2 separate regions of the Homo sapiens genome follow, and region 2 is linked to region 1. A link is a loop called in an ENCODE intact Hi-C map of the cell type or tissue named here. Cell type or tissue: dorsolateral prefrontal cortex. All regions are shown on one strand.

Region 1 (8,000 bases):
AAATGTCCTGGGGTCTTCACCCACGGGGCACGTTTGTGAGATGTCATCAATCTGGGTATTTAAGATGGGTGTGGTTTACTGGCATATATTTTGATAAATAGGCTTGCACACACACACCAAAATGGCCAAGCATTGCTCCTGCGGCCAGACTCCGGGCAGAAACGCTGTGCATCTCTTGACCTGAGTGGTCCTCCTAACTTGCAGATTTACAGACATCTCCAGAGCTACAGACCGACACGGTAAAATGACCATTTGTGCACTTGCAGAATTATTCGGTTGGCCGATGACAGAAAGAAAATGAAAAGTTAAATGCAATTTAAGGAAGTATCGCCTGGGCTCTCTGTTCAGGCCAGGACCTGAATATCGAGTCTATTAGAAGCAATTATAAAAGGGACAGCGCTTCTTAATGTTTCTCATTTGACAAGAAGGTTTTTAAATATGGGGCATTAGTTAATAAAAAGACCCCAGGAGCCCATTGTAATATATTACCTAATTCCTAACAGTTCATAGCCACTGAAATAGGTAAAAAAGGGGATGTAAAATTAATATATGGTTATTATTAAAATTGCCTTATAAATTAGTTAAGTCCCCTGGAGGTACAGAGTGGGCATCATTATTCCAAGAGTGTCTCAAGGGCTTTGGTGTACCTTGTGTGTTTGTGGAGTGGGCGTGCCCCCTTGGCAGGGAGAAGAGAGCTCTGGCTCTGCAGTTTAAGGAGAAAACAGCAGCTCACACTGAAAGAGAGGAGAGCCAGCCATCAGACTGCAGACATTTTATAAAGAAACCTCTTCCTTAGTGAAGTTGCTGGGGAGGCTGGCACTTTGAGGCATCACCCAGCATGTTCTGTGCCCGAGACCAGTAAGGCCCTGATTGACATGGATTGCAGTTGATTAGGGACAACATGCAAATGGGTGTGTAGCTCCTGGGGCCCTGGGGACCACTGGCTTGTTCAGGAATGGAGGGATAGAAACAATTCCCTTAAAGTGTTTTCACTCAAGGGAACCCAGCTGCAGGCAGCATGGCAGTGAGGGAGCCTGTCGCTCCAGGCCAGCCACACCCGCTAGCTGCTATAGCCGAGGAGGCCGAGGTGCCTCTGGAAGGCGTGTGCATGTGACCCAGGCCATGTCACTGCCACCATCTCCATCCAGGCTGTGGGTACTGGGAGCCCGGAAGCGCCAAAGCTTCCAACTTTGCCATGCGCTTGTGCCTTTAATTGGGGGATTTCAAAGCTGTGAGTGGAAATCCATTCAGATCTGAGCTGTTTGCTGAATCCGAGATTTCTGTCCAGGGGGATTTGGCGAACGTAATGTTTTATGCATTCTAGGTGATTTGCCCATACCTGCTGGATCTGTTCATGGCAGCAGGCTCGTTTCCAAGGAACAGCACAGTCCTCCTGGACAAAGAGGCTTCCTCCTGCTCCCAGGGGAGAGAGCTATCATGTTTTTTTCCAGTGAGAGCACCAGAGGGAAATTTGCTTTTTCAATCGGCTCTTCAGAGCTGCGGGTTCTGCCCCATCCTGTCTGCAGTGGAAACCTGAGCTGTCGGTGTTCCCCTGGGGTGGGGTGGGCTCCTTTTGCTTGGGTGGGTGGTCCCCAGGGTGGGGTGCCCCGTGTGGGGAGTGTTTAGCCAGAGGAGACAAGCAAGGCTGTTTTCCAACCAGTCTCTGACTTCTCTAGCTCCCTGTGCAAAAGGGATACCTCCGTGTGCAGACAGAGGTTTTGCCAAAGAATCTGATTCCAGAGAAGAAGGCTAAGTGGGCTCCTGAAGCAGGACTTGGCAGGCCTTCTAGGGGCTTGGATTCTCCAGGCTGCATACCAGAGAGCCTTGCCGACAGAGCTTGCTTCCAAACCTGCCGGTGCAGTGGAGCAGCTCAGGAGCTCTGGGTGGAGGAAGGGATAGGGCTGCACTTTCTTCCCAGAGTGGCCCTTACCTGGGAAGACTTCTTAGCTTCAGCCTATGACTCTTAGACTCGTAATGGTCACTCTGGGTTTAATCTTCCCTTTTTTTTTTTTTTTTTTGAGGTGGTGTCTTGCTCTGTTACCCAGGCTGGAGTGCAGTGTCGCCATCTCAGCTCACTGCAGCCTCCGCCTCCCAGGTTCAAGCGATTCTCCTGCCTCAGCCTCCCGAGAAGCTGGAATTACAGGCATTTGCCACCACACCTGCCTAATTTTTGTATTTTTAGTAGAGACAGGGTTTTGCCATACTGGCCAGGCTGGTCTTGAACTCCTGACCTCAGGTGATCCACCTGCCTCAGCCTCCTAAAGTGCTGGGATTACAGGCTTGAGCCACCACGACCTGCCTAATCTTCCCATTTTGATCATGAGGCCAGGAAGCAGGAAAGAGTGGTCCCTCCACTAGCATTTGCTACCCATCTTCAGGCAGAGGTGCTGCCAGATGGGTGTTAATTGGGAGGGGAGTGTCTCCGAGGATGTCCTTCCCAGGAAGAATTTTTCCCCCTGTGGCAAAAAGGAGAGGTAGAAAGTGGGAGATAATGAAGGAAACATCGAGAGTGGAATTTCAGATGCTTTGTCTTGGGCGGAATGAAGAGAGGAAATCTTTGCTTTGTTTTCTGTCTCCTCTTGGGGAAATTTCCCACATGAGTTTTGGGATGATGAAGATGGGCCCCCAGCCCTGGCCTCCGGCGGGGACCTGGACATTCAGATTTTGGGTGATTTCAACCCATGGTAGAGTTTCCTGATAGAGTCAGGGAGGAATTGGGCTTGAATTGCTTTTCTTTCTTTTCGTCCCTCTCTTCCTTCCTTCGGGAAGGAATTGGGCTTGAATTGCCCTCCTTCCCTCCCTCCCTCTCTCCCTCCCTCCCTCCCTCCCTTCCTTCCTTCCTTCCTTCTTTCCTTCCTTCCTCTCTCCCTTTCTCTGTTCCTCTCTCCCTTCCTCCCTTCCTTCATAGGATCTTGCTCTGTTGCCCAGGCTGGGGTGCAGTGGTGCGATCATAGCTCACTGCCTCGACCTCCTGGGCTCAAGCAGTCCTCCTGCCTCAGCCTCCCAAAGTGCTGAGCCACAGCACCTGGCTGGATTGCTTATTTTTTACTTTGTCCACAACAATGGTATCAAAACAGAGATACACTGTGGTTCCTTCAGCCAGGCTGAAGGTTTTTCAAGGAGCTCTGTGTGCGTGGCAGACGGCGTGCACTTGCGACCTCTGGTGGCAGCTTCCCAGTGTCGTCCTCGGTGGCAGCTGTGCTTGGGGAGTGTGCGCTGTGTCCACTGGGCAGAACACATCAGGACAAGAAGCCCCCTGGGGCCAGTGGGGCGAGGCTGGGGCGAGGGGAGCAGGTCTTTGACAGGTAGCTTTTATTTCTTCCCAAAAGTGTTTTCAAAATGAAAATAGCTTTACTCTGATAAAAAGATACATATGCCAGTAGGAAATCCAGTCAGTACAGAACATTATAAACAAGATAGGAAAAAAACCCTTTGATGCAGAGGCACACAAAACCTTATTGCTGTAGCAAACAGGCTTCCGGTCTCTCTGGGGCACAGACAGACGGGCTTTGATCTGCTGGGCTCACACTGGGCAGAGTTTTTGCAGCAGAAGTCTCTTCCTGGCAGTGAACTGGGGCACACTGGGGCTGCATCATAATCCACTTACCCAGACTGCCCCCGGAAGCCAGGTGGTTCCCAGTGTGAACGACACTTCGACCGTCAACCCTACCTCGCCGTCTCTCGGGTGTCAAACTGACCGTGTCCTTGGGGTAAACTCCTGCAAATGGAATTGCTGGAAAAATGTTGATGCCCAAAGCCCAGTGCCATCTAGAAAAGTTGTTCTCCCTTCACGGCTGGGGCTGGGTTAGTGTCTGGTGAGCAGATACCATGTCCTTCCCGGGGATGTTCTCATTTAATCCCGTGAGGGGGAGCGGAGAGGAGTGTGGCATCCTCTCTGCATTATAGAGACCCCACAGTAGACAGATGGGTCTTAGAGGAGCCAGGTGGCCTCTCTCCAGAAGCCATGTTCTCAGCCAGCGTGCAGGACACCCCTCCTCCCAAACCATGAGTGCCGGTGTGCCCACCCAGGCCTCAAGATTAATTGTGTTATTTCCATTATTCACCTTTATCATTCTGATTAGGGAAAAGTAATACCCCGTCTTTATTTTTGCTGATTTGATTACTGACGAGCTTAAACTTCTCTTGTAAGTATTTCTTGGGCATTTATCTTTGTGGGTTTTCAGTCCTTTGCCCATTTGCAATCGGGACATTTGTGGGTGACTTATTGCTCTGTAATTGGGCTCTTTGTACTATTGTTCTGTGTGTTGGAAATATTTTTCCCAATTTGATGTACAGAAATTGTAAATATCAGTTGTCATGTTGGTCCTTTCCTGTATAGTTTATGCCTTTGCGAAATTGCTTTTTCTACTACCTCAATATAATCCAGTTATCAGCATGTTTTTTCTATCTTTATAGTCTGATGACTTTCTTTTAAATAACAGTTTTTGCATAATTATGAAATATTTCAAACACTGCTGTGTATAGTTTAATAGATATCTGTGTATCCACATGGTTTCGTCTTTTATATTTAATACGTTAATTGAGCTAAACTGCATTTAAGAATAATATATAAACAAGGATTCTGGCTTTTCTGCCCCCGCGTAATTACTAAGTGACCTGTTGTCTTTGGAGTAATGTCTTTGCCCCCCATTGTAAAATTCCATTTTTGCTGTATTCTAAATTCCCAGGTGTATTAGTCAGTATAGGGTAGCCTTTGGGGTGGTAACAACAGAAACCCAGATCTCGGTGGCTTAGCACGGTAAAGGCTCATTTCTTGCTCATGCTGCCATCTGTGGCTGGCCCAGTGGCTCTCCTCCAGCAGGGATGCAGGGCTGCTTCCACTGCCCAACTCTGCCCCCTCTGAGAAGGAAGAGAGAGAACATGAAGAATTCACACCCACTCTTAAAAGCCATGGCCTGGAAGCAGCACATGTCATTTCATATTCCTCTTGGGATGAGAGTCAGTCCTATGGTCCCAGCCTAGCTGCAGGGAGGCTAAGATATGTGCCCAGAAAGAGGAAGCAGAGTGAACACAGGGCTAGATCTCCACTCGGGGCTGCCTGGGCAGACAGGGTTTCGGCTGCCTGTGGATGTGTGCGTATATGCATATGTGCATGTATGTGTGAATGTTCTTTGGATTGTTGGGCATGTTCAGGCCTGCTGTTCCTGCCATCCGTTACCCTTTCTTCACATGTTTACTGAGGACCTACTGTGTGCTCATCACTGTGGCCAGCCTTGGGTATGGGTGACATGGGCCTGCCTCTAGGAGTGCCCTTCAAGACTGGGAGGGAACGGGAGGGTGCCAGGCTGAAAGTTCTGCAGTGTAGAAGTGTGGGGAGGGACTTGCCTACAGAGGGCTTTTGGTGGTGAGAGGTGGGAGAAGCCCCTTGGGGAACCCAGGGAGATTTCTGGAGAGGGGCGTCAGCCTGGCCCACGGTGGTTTTGGATGGTAACTGGCGGTGAGCAGGAGGTGGAGCGTGGACATCCTCCCAGCTCCTGAAGGGCAGCAGCTGCCAGGAGTCCACTGAGACCCCTCTAGCCATGACCTCCTGGTGGGAAGGTGGGCCAGGAGGGGACCTGTTAAAGACTGGCAGGTGGTTGAGGGTCAGTGTGGAAGGTGTCCGATAGAAGGTGCTAGAAGTGGGTGGGCTTGGGATAGGTGTTGCTGTGGGTCCTGGAAGAGGGAGCTCGGGGTATGCTGGACAGGTGTGTGATGCCTGGGCTCCCTGCGGGGACCCAGCAAAGCACATCAGGAAACCCGGCATCCACGGGCGTGACTCCCTCTTCTGCATCCTCCAAGCCCTCCTTGGCACTGTGCGAATTTTCTAAATTTCAGTGGGTGGCGCTGGCGAGATGCTTCAGAGTGTGTGCAGGCTGGCGAGTAAAGTCAAGGAACTTCCTGGCTCCTGGCTATGCAGGAGGGGGGCCCAGACCCTCATCACATAACGACCACTTCTGTCTTCAAGCGTGTCTCTTACAAGGTGGGGGCCAGGAGAGTGCTGCCCAGAGCCAGTGCTTTGCCATGATCAGATTGCCGCCTGCCAGGACGGGGGTATGGGTTGCCTACAGGCACCGTCACTGCTGCACGGATCTCCGGGAGCAGGCTTCACACACACAATTCCTGCTAGCAATCTACTGGCTTTGGGGAGTAGTGTTGGTGTCATAAAGAAAGGATATTTAACTTTGCATCGATAGGCAAAGAATAATTAAGATATAATTAAAAGCACAAATTCTTCTAATTATTGGCTTCGTATAATGTATATTTAAAAACAAGATCTGTTAAGGCTTCCTTTTGAATATATCCAGAAGCCAAAAGAGGGTAGCATTTTAATTAAAAATGGATTATTTAAAAACCAGTTTAATCATCCTGTCATCCAAAGACTTAGACTTTATTAATTAGCTATTGATAAATAGGTTTAAGCTACCCCAAAGTTGAATTTGCAAGAGTTATTCCTGGCATCCTCCGATTGGAGGATTTTTTGGAACTTGCCCTGTGTCTCTGGGATGTCAGCAGCAAAGGTTTAGGACATGTGAGTTGGTTCTTAAATCGCCCCTCCCATCCTCTGTGGAGCCAAAGTGGACATCCTGCTGCAGGTGGGGACCGATGGGGGGCTCCTGGGGCTGTCCCACTTCCCCCATCTCCTACCTCTGTGCTCTGTGGCACGAGAGGGTGCTGAGGACCTGGATGGTGGCATCCGCACTGAGAGGTCCCCGATGGGGCACAGGTGCAGAACATGCTAGAGATGCCATGAGCCACGACAGCCTCCGCCTCCCCAGCTCCATGCTTGGAGTGCATCCCTGGCCAAGGCACTCCTCTTCTCAAGGCTGCTCTCTGTAGGGGCGGCGTGACTGCCACCCCCATTCATCATCTTAAGTAGATAAAGACTTTCAAAGTGATAAATAGCGTTCCTGTTGTTCCTTCAGCCAAGTGTGACTAAAATAACGTTTGGAGTCGTGAGTGAGGATGGAAAGGCTCATTAGAAGAGGGGTTGTCGGCAGTTCACGCCTAACAGCCGGTTCGCTGCCATAAAACACAGCCGCACGCGGTGGAGGGGCCCTGCCCACCTAGGGCCTGTCCAGGCTGGCCCTGACAGATGGTGTCTGGGCCTCCCTCCATGGCACATTTCGCTGCGTCCTGGGCCTTGTGGTTCCTGGATGCTTGGAAGAACCTTCTCAGAGAGGAGACGTCTTTCACAGGCATCTGTGGTCCTCGCTTCCTGCAGGTGCTGGGGATCTGGGGCTGCAGTGACCCAGCTCCTCCTGTTTCCTCAGTGACCCAGCTCCTCCTGGTTCCCTCCAGCCTAATGGGGTAGCCAAGGCCACCTGCTGCGCAGTGACCACTGGCTTGGCGCTGCCTCCCGGGTGACCAGGTCCCTGTATCCAGTGTCCTGTGCTCACAGTACCGAGAGTGGCTGTGAGTCCATGTGGACAGACTGCTTCTCCTCTCTTCTCCAGAGCCCTCAGCAGAGGACGATAGGGAGGGAACTGGGTACTAGACCCTCAGGATGAACTGAGTGAGTTGCAGGGGCTGCCCAGAGCTGGGCCCAGGTGCGACAGTGCTTTAGAAAGACATTGATAGGAAACAGCACTTTCCAGAGAAAGTTAGATCTGAAACGACACATTTGTGAAGTATTTTCAGATTGTAAGGCTGAAAAAGCAATTTGATGTTTAGAAATAAAGTAGTGCTGGACTCTTTCAAGACAAAACAGAAAAATGCCCTAGAGGGAATCCAAAGCAAAGCACTTGCTTTTTCTAGAAGGGGTGACTTGGGGATTCTGTCCTCACTCTACAAGGTGGGATCTGGGTGACTCCCACTGTTGCCCAGGCTGGAGTGCAGTGACATGAGACCTGAGATCCTCTGCCAAACATGTGTTCCCTAAATATTGAACCTGGGCCTGGCACAGTGGCTCACACCTGTAATCCCAGCATTTTGGGAGGCCGAGGTGGGAGGATCACTTGAGGCCAGGAGTTCGAGAGCAGCCTGGGCAACATAGCAAGATG
Region 2 (8,000 bases), 250 kb before region 1:
TGGGAAAAGCATTTGCCACCTGCCTCTGAATCGGGAATCGCATCGAGGCCTCTCCCCATCTTTGTATTCCCAGCACCTAGCACAGTCCCCGGCACAGGGAAGGTGATCAATAGCCTCTGCTGCACGTTGAATGAGCACGAGTTAATAGATGGAAGTGTTTGGGGCCATCTGGAGAGAGGCACTCCATGAACCTGGAATTTTAAAAAGGTCATCTATGTTTCAGGGAGCTGAGGGTTTGTTTTCCTCAGAGCTGCCTTGGAATCAGGTCCAAAGAGTAGCCCAATCCTATGACAGGAGGCAAGGAAGAAGCAAGGAAGAAACGGCCCCCAGGGAGCCCAGTGGAGCCTTAAAGCTTGAAATACCCGAGGCCCGCTCGCCACCAGGACCTCACTTTTGCCTCCTCATGTCAGTATGACAGATTTCAGATCACAGAGCTTGAAGACAAATACACTTTTAAAGACAAATGTTGATTCTCCCTCTACATATACATACACATTAACAGGTGCAATGTTTACACAAAAGACACACACCATTGAGATGCCACAAAATTGACTGATTGTCCCCTGACATGGTTTGGATATGTGTCCCCTCCAAATCTCATGGTGAAATGTGATTTCCAGTGTTGGAGGTGGGGTCTGGTTGGAGGGGACTGAATCACAGGGTGGATCCCTCATGAATGGCATGGTGCCATCCCCTTGGTGATGAGTTGGTTCTCATTCAGTTCATGTGAAATCTGACTGTTTAAAAGAGTCTAGGACCTCCCCACTCATCTCTCTCTCACTGTTTCTCTTGCCATGTGACCGGCCTCCTCCCACTTTGCCTTCTGCCATGATTGTGAGCTTCCTGAAGCCCTCCCCAGAAGCCGAGCAGATGCCAACACCATGCTTCCTGTACAGCCTGCAGAACCACAAGCGAATTAAACCTCTTTTCCTTATAAATTACTCAACCTCAAGTATTTCTTTACAGCAACACAAAAGTGGACTAATGCATCCCCAAACCTTTAAAATATATTGTGATGCTAGGAACCCCCCCAAAAAATTACAGCTTGCATGTGTCAATCAAAAAGTCAATGATAGCAACACATGCTACAACATGGGTGACTCTTGAAGCCATCATGTTAAGTGAAGCAAGCCAGACACAAACGGACAAATACTGTATAATTCCACTTGTGTGAAGTACCAGGAGTAGTCCAATTCATAGAGACAGAAAGTAGAATGCAGGTTACCAGGGACTGGAAGGAGGAACAGGGAGTTGTTTAATGGGTACAGAGTCTCTGTTTGGGATGATGAAAAGGTTCTGGAGATGGATAGTGGTGATGGTTGCCCAACAATGTGAATGTAATTAATGCCACTGGACTGTACACTTAAAAATGATTATGAACTGGGTGCATCACTAGAGGTCAGGAGTTTGAGACTAGTCTGACCAACGTGGTGAAACCCCATTTCTACTAAAATTACAAAAATTAGCTGCATGTGGTAGTGCATGCCTGTTTTCCAGGCAGGAGAATCGCTTGAACCTGGGAGGCAGAGGTTGCAGTGAGCCGAGATCACGCCACTGCACTCCAGTCAGGGCAACAGAGCGAGACTCTGTCTCAAAAAAAAAAAAAAAAAAAAAAACAACAACAAAAACCACAACACACACACACACACACCAGGCACGGTGGCTCACGCCTATAATCCCAGCACTTTTGGGAGGCCAAGGCGGGTGGATCACCTGAGGTCAGGAGTTCAAGACAAGCCTGGCCAACACAGTGAAACCCGTCTCTACTAAAAATACAAAAATTAGCCAGGCATGGTGGCAGCCACCTGTAATCCCAGCTACTCGGGAGGCTGAGGCAGGAGAATGGGAGGTGGAGATTGCAGTGAGGCGAGGTCATGACATTGCACTCCAGCCTGGGTGACAAGAGCGAAACTCCGTTAAAAAAAAAAAAAAAGCAAAACCCAAAACCCTCAGTGGAAGCAGCTTGAACAAGGCATCTGGATGTCACAGGGTAGCCATCAGGCTCAGAGCAGGGCACCCCAGGTTCTCTGGCCTGACTTCCCCTCCACTTAAGTCTGATCTTCAGGACTTGAGTTTCCCTATCTCAGAATCAGTCCTCATCCAAAATACCTGCTGTAGATGAGTTCCCAAGTTCCCTGCAGCTCTGGTGTGAGACAAATGTCTTGAAACAGGGAGGCACCTTGTGAATTTCATTTGCATAGGGTTACTTTCAAGCATGCCAGGTAGGCTTCAGTCAAGGGCACCCCTCACCCACACCTGCCGCCTGTCCCTCACCAGGGAACTGGGTTGGTCCCATGACATGTCCTCAGGGAGGCTGCCAGGGCTGTGCCCCAGAGTTCTACACTCTAGGAAGGAACAGTTATCCCTGTTCCTGGGATAACTGGGCCCCTGTGGCCCACATGAGCCCAGCCAAGCTGTTTCCCTTCTTGACAACCCTGTCCTTGTTTGAGGGATCAAAGGCCACACTGCAAGTGTCAAACTGAAAACTGTTCTCAGGTTCTTTCTGATGTGCAAAGCTGTGCTCCCCTGAGGCCTCCCTGGCTGAGGTGAGTTCCACCTGGGCTACTCCTGACCTAGGGGACCATTCCTCTGTGTGAACTCCACTGAGCCCAGCTGGGACAGTGCCTCATTTAGTGATAGCTATCGTTTCAAGGCAGAAATCTAACAGGGTCCTTTTTCCTTCAAAAATCTTTAATTTTTAAAGATCTGAAGAAAGCAACACGAGGATCCTTGTGGGGAAGGAAATGTTCTCTATCTCGACCGTATCAATGTCAATATCCTGGTTTTAATACTGTTCTACGGTTTTGCAAACCGTTACAATTGGGGAAAGTGTGTAAGGGATATATGGGATTTCTCTGCATTATTTCTTACAACTGTATATGAATATATTATTATCTCAAAATTAAAAATTTAATTAAAGAAATCAAAACTTACAAATAAAAGTGACTGGCCTTTCAGCTCATGCAGAATGGAAGCCAATTCTAATGTTGTGCACGTAAATAAGAGATAGTCATTTCCATGGATCAGCTCCAGCCCCTGTTGTATAAGAAACATTTTAAAGTTAAGGGACTGTGCCTTTAATAGGAAAATTTGATGTGTTAGCAACTACTGGTTGATCTTTGTGCACTTTTCAATTGCAAATTGCACTTTAAAAATGCAAACAATTATTAATATCGATTTGGACTAAAACAATATTGAATTTCAACATATTTCCAGCTCTTTTATGAATTACCCTGTGGATACGTGGTGATTATGATAAAAGAGTATTTGCATGCTCAATTTCTTTTCAGTGAGGAACCTTGAAGAGGGCTGACGTGATCCATGGATAATGAACTTGACAGGGACAAGAATTGGCTCTGAAGCCATCAGCCAGGATCTCAGATTTAGCCGCAGCACAGATTTTCAGGGCCACTTGCCTTGCTGGGCTTTTTCCAAACCAATATTACAGAGCACAGGTTAGGAACACCTGCTCGAGGCCCAGAATGGGATTTTGAGTCACAGTTGTGAGGGAAAGAAAAGAAAAAGGAACAGGTATTTATCATTATTTGTTAACGTTCCAGGCACAATGTTGGATACTACATAAACATCCCATTTAGCTTTCACACAATAACCTTTTGAAGTAAAAATCATTATCCCTATTTGCCACAGGTTTGGTTCTCTGTAAGGAGATACCGAGATGGAGTTTGGGGTGCACAATGTTTATTAAGGATCAATACCTGCAAAGGGAAAAGGGAGGAAGCTGGAGTGGGAAGAAGTGGAATAGGGATGTAGGCCTTGATGGTGGGCTCCGGAGTGGATTCAGCCTGTCGGAGTGTCCTGCAGAAGGAAGATAGGGCTGGACCCTTACACCTCCCCCTTACTCAGTAGCTGGATGTGGGTTGCCCAGAGAAGGGCGTGATCTCAGATGAGGCAGCCCCTCGTGGAGTTGAGGACTAGAGGCTGGCTGCTGATCACACAGTCCCCAGGTGGTCAGCAAATCCTTCTTGGAAGGAAGATCTGGGCAGCAGATCTCCAAGCCCACCACTCTGTTTTGCAGATGATGAAATGAAGACCCAGAGAGACTAAATATGGCCAAGGTTACACACAAGAAATAAGCGCCACCCCAGATCTGACTCAAATCCTCTCTCTCTCCACCCCAGCCATGCTTTTCCAAAACAAAAGCTTAGATCAGACTGTCCTGACCTTCAGTTACTGAGACACGAAGGTCTGACAGTCTCCAGAGGAACACGCAGAAAGTTTGGCTGCATAAGCAAATACACTCACTTCGCCTCCTCTGCTAATGTCCCTGCAACAGACACGCATGCGTGTGCACACTCACACAGATACACACTTACTTCTTGGCAATTATCTCGTTGCTAATGGAAGAAGGTGGGAACATGAATTATTTGGGTTAAAAGTTCCCTCGACAGTACAGCCTGGAGAGCATCTCTCCCCACCTGAGCTGCTGGATCCTGCCAAGAGCACCTGGGGATGTAGGATGCGGCATGGCCAGCTTCCTTTCAGTTCTAGAAAGCACTGAGCTATTCACATTTTCCAGCGGCTCTGACATCCGCAGCCACAGCAGGGAAAATTACAGGGAGGAAAAAATTGCATATTTACTTCTCAAAATTGAAAGTTGGGGTATAATATGGACAGAGAGGAGTCTGTGAGTAAACCTGAAATGCCCTGGCCCCTGGCAGGGTGCAGACACACAAGGCAGTCCATAGACTTCTGAGGAGAGAATGGCAAGAAGCCTTGGCTGCCTTCCAGGGAATCTCTCTCCCTGTGGCTGGCACAAGGAGGCCCCAGAGGACTTGTCTTTGTGTTTCCAGCTGCCAACAGTGCCTGGCACAGAGCAGGTGCTTGGGCAATGTGTGGCGAATGAAGAGAAGCTAGTAAAAGGACAACGAAGGTGAAAGGAAGCTCCTGCACTGGAGCCAGCTGGGTCCTTCGGGCTGGGGTCATGTGGAGTCCAGTGGTTGTGCTCTGTGGGTCCACTCAGCACACAAGCATGGCCATACCCTTTGGAAGGAGGCTGGCTTCCAAAGGGTAACCTCCAATATCTTTTTTTATTTTTATTTTCTTAGAGACAGGGTGTCACTCTATTACCCAGGCTGGAGTGCAGAGATGCAATCATGGCTCACTGCAGCCTCAAACTTCTGGGCTCAAGCAGTCCTCCCACCTCAGACTCTTGAGTAGCTGGGACTACTCAATTTAACAGTGCCTGGTTAAATGTTTAATTTTTTGTAGAAGTGGGGTCTCACTATGTTGCCCAGGCTGGTCTGAAACTCCTGGCCTCCAGTAATCCTCTTACCTTGGCCTCCCAAAGCACTGGGTTTACAGGTAAACCCTCACAGTCTTGACCTCTACCAGTCCAGCATGATTTTCCCTGGAGCTCATCTCAAAACAGGCTGGTCTCTCCCAATGTGAAGGCTCAAGACTAAGAATATGGCAGAACAAAAGTCTCTTGGCCCTATCCTGGATGCTCTGTGGAAAAACAGGTCTCATTTAGGCCACCAGGAAGTGACTGGGGCTTCAAATGACCTGGAAGCACTAATGAGTGACTGTGCATGGGACAGGAACATCCCTTCTCCATTAGTCTCTGCCTCAGATCTCCTTCCAGCTAACGTCCTGTGTTCCAAGTCTCCTCCACCCCAGTGACCCCTTGGTGCCCTTCTTTTTCCCCACAGAGTGTTGGAAAGCCAGAAATGTGGGTCCAGACTAACACTTCCTCCCTCTCCTGACACCTGAGTGCAGATCTGGCCTTCTGAACATGTGTCCTGTCTTTCTTTCCCAGTCCCTCGGTGCGGCTCTGATTCAGCACCTGTAGCCTGGACAGCTCCCCATCTCAACACCTGTCCTGCAATACATCTGTGGTCACTCCCAAGCCCCCCAGGTGCCCAGTGACCCAAGTTAAAATGTCTCAGCATGGTCCACCAGATCTGTGAATATCCTGCCTCTGCCAACCTCCCGTGCCCAGTCTCATCTCTCACCATTCCTTGATGGCCCCCAGGCCAAGTGAGGCACCCTCCTGTGTGTTCCAGAGACTAACGGCTTTTATCTGACAGAGGGGACTGTGGGAGAGTAACACAGAGGAGACAGCACTCAGCATTCAATGTTGTCACTGGGAGATTTGGGGCATCCTCATGCTATGTATCTGGGCTCCTGTTTTCCCAGCCAGTAAGTAGGCCCCTGGTGGACTGGTACCATGGAGCTATTTGAGAAGATTCCTGCAGTGGTGGGATGCTGCCCTGGGGTGGAGGAACAGGCTTGGGTCTGGTGGAATGGGCTGCTGGGTCCCAGTCCTCTCTGCAGGGTGCCTGCTCCTCCACGGCCGGTCTCACCATCTTTCCATATGGCTCTGCTGAATTATTTGCTTATCTTGAACAACATCCAAGGGAGTCTGGTTTCTCTGGTTTCTTTCCCTAAGCCTGCAGCCTCTTTTCTACCATCCTGGGTTTCACATGCCCTCATCGCTCAACCTCAAGGACACAGGCAGAAGAGGTGTAAACCATTATGATCCCTGTACGTGGGGCTCTGTGGCATCTGTCTGCCAGGCAGGGGCAGGTGGGGCAGGGATGTGGGCAGCACTCGGCTAACTGGGAGCATCTTAAAGCAAAAGAGCATCCACACAGACCCCACACTCATGCCCCAGTGCCCCCCCCTGCCGGCTGATCACACAAGGGGTTGCTGGAGCCCTGACTTCTTATGTGATTGCTCTAAAGAGGAATGAAGACAGGCGTTTTTATAGTGGGACTCAAAATGTCAGTCATTGGTCTCTAGTGAGCAGCTGTTTGAAGCAGCTCATTTCCTATAATAACCACAAGACACTTTCATAATAAAAATTATGTTTCAAATGACACATCCAATGACCCTTGGTAGCAGATCAAGACCTTCAGATCTTCCTATTTGGAAACCTGGATTTCTTTTTTTTTTTTTCTTTTTTAAGAGTCTGGGTCTCGCTCTGTCACCTGGGCTGGAGTGCAGTGGTATGATCATGGCTCGCTGCAGCCTCAAACTCCTGGGCTCAAGTGGTCCTCCTGCCTCAGCCTCCTGAGTAGCTGGGACCACAGGTACATGCTATAACACCCAGCTAATTTTCAAAAATTTTTATAGAGATGGGGTCTCACTATGTTGCTCAGGCTGGTCTTAAACTCCTGGCCTCATGCAATCCTTCCGCCTCAGCCTCCTAAAGTGCTGGAATGACAGGCGTAAGCCATCACACCGGGGCAAAAATTATTATTATTATTATATTGAGATGGAGTCTCTCTCTGTTGCCCAGGCTGGAGTGCAGTGGCACGACCTTGGCTCACTGCAACCTCTGCCTCCCGGGTTCAAGTGATTCTCCTGCCTCAGCCTCCTGAGTAGCTGGGACTACAGGCGTGTGCCACCACGTCTGGCTAATTTTGGTATTTTTAGTAGAGATGGGGTTTCACTGTGTTGGCCAGGCTGGCCTCAAACTGCTGGCCTCAAGCGATCCGCCTGCCTCAGCTTCTCAAAGGGCTAGGATTACAGACATAAGCCACTGCACTGGACCCAAAATTATTTTTTAAATGACACATCTGATGACCCTTGTAGCAATGCAGACCTTTAGACCTTCCAATTTGGAAACTGGATTTTTAACTTGAAATTTCCTGATTCTGAAATTGGCAAGCAATGCACATTTAAAAAAACTTACTTGAGCCTTATGTCCATGCTGGATTTGGCCTGAGGTCCACCACCCATTGCTCCCTCTATAATGAAAGAGGACTCAAGTGATCCTCCTGCCTCAGCCTCCTACAATGAAAGAGGAGGCAATGGGTGGACCTCAGGCCAAATCCAGAATGGACATGAGGCTTAAGGAGGAGCCTGGATTGGGGAAAGGCAGATGGTCCTGCTGGGCTGCCACTCTGGAGCTCCCCCAACCCGGGAGCCTGGATTAGGGAAAGGCACGTGACCCCTGGATGAGAACAATGCTTCCCGGTTCAAGGACTTTTGTGCAAAATCAGCTGAGGGAGAAAAATCCTCTGGGAAGAGAGGCT

The links. Hi-C counts contacts between places; a loop is a spot of excess contacts. Peaks named below come from ENCODE experiments on the same cell type or tissue, not always from the same donor. Only the 100,000 strongest peaks of a DNase experiment are listed, where the experiment ranks them.
Region 2: it touches region 1 in a loop (2.2-fold over the local background); 2 of 110 quality-filtered maps call a loop at or near these places.

Annotation. Positions count from the first base shown.
Region 1 is chr19:33,426,011-33,434,010 of GRCh38, reverse strand. The region is part of intron 9 of PEPD (peptidase D); the gene reads left to right. Among named protein-coding and RNA genes, the nearest start is that of CEBPG, 56 kb to the right of the region's middle. In dorsolateral prefrontal cortex, CTCF peaks have their summits at 2,970 and 3,171 (motif pointing left); a DNase peak (open chromatin) is centred at 3,170; H3K27ac peaks cover 552 bases.
Region 2 is chr19:33,675,804-33,683,803 of GRCh38, reverse strand. All of the region lies in intron 2 of CHST8 (carbohydrate sulfotransferase 8), which reads right to left. Among named protein-coding and RNA genes, the nearest start is that of CHST8, 58 kb to the right of the region's middle. In dorsolateral prefrontal cortex, no CTCF peak of the experiment used is centred here; a DNase peak (open chromatin) is centred at 4,799; H3K27me3 peaks cover 696 bases.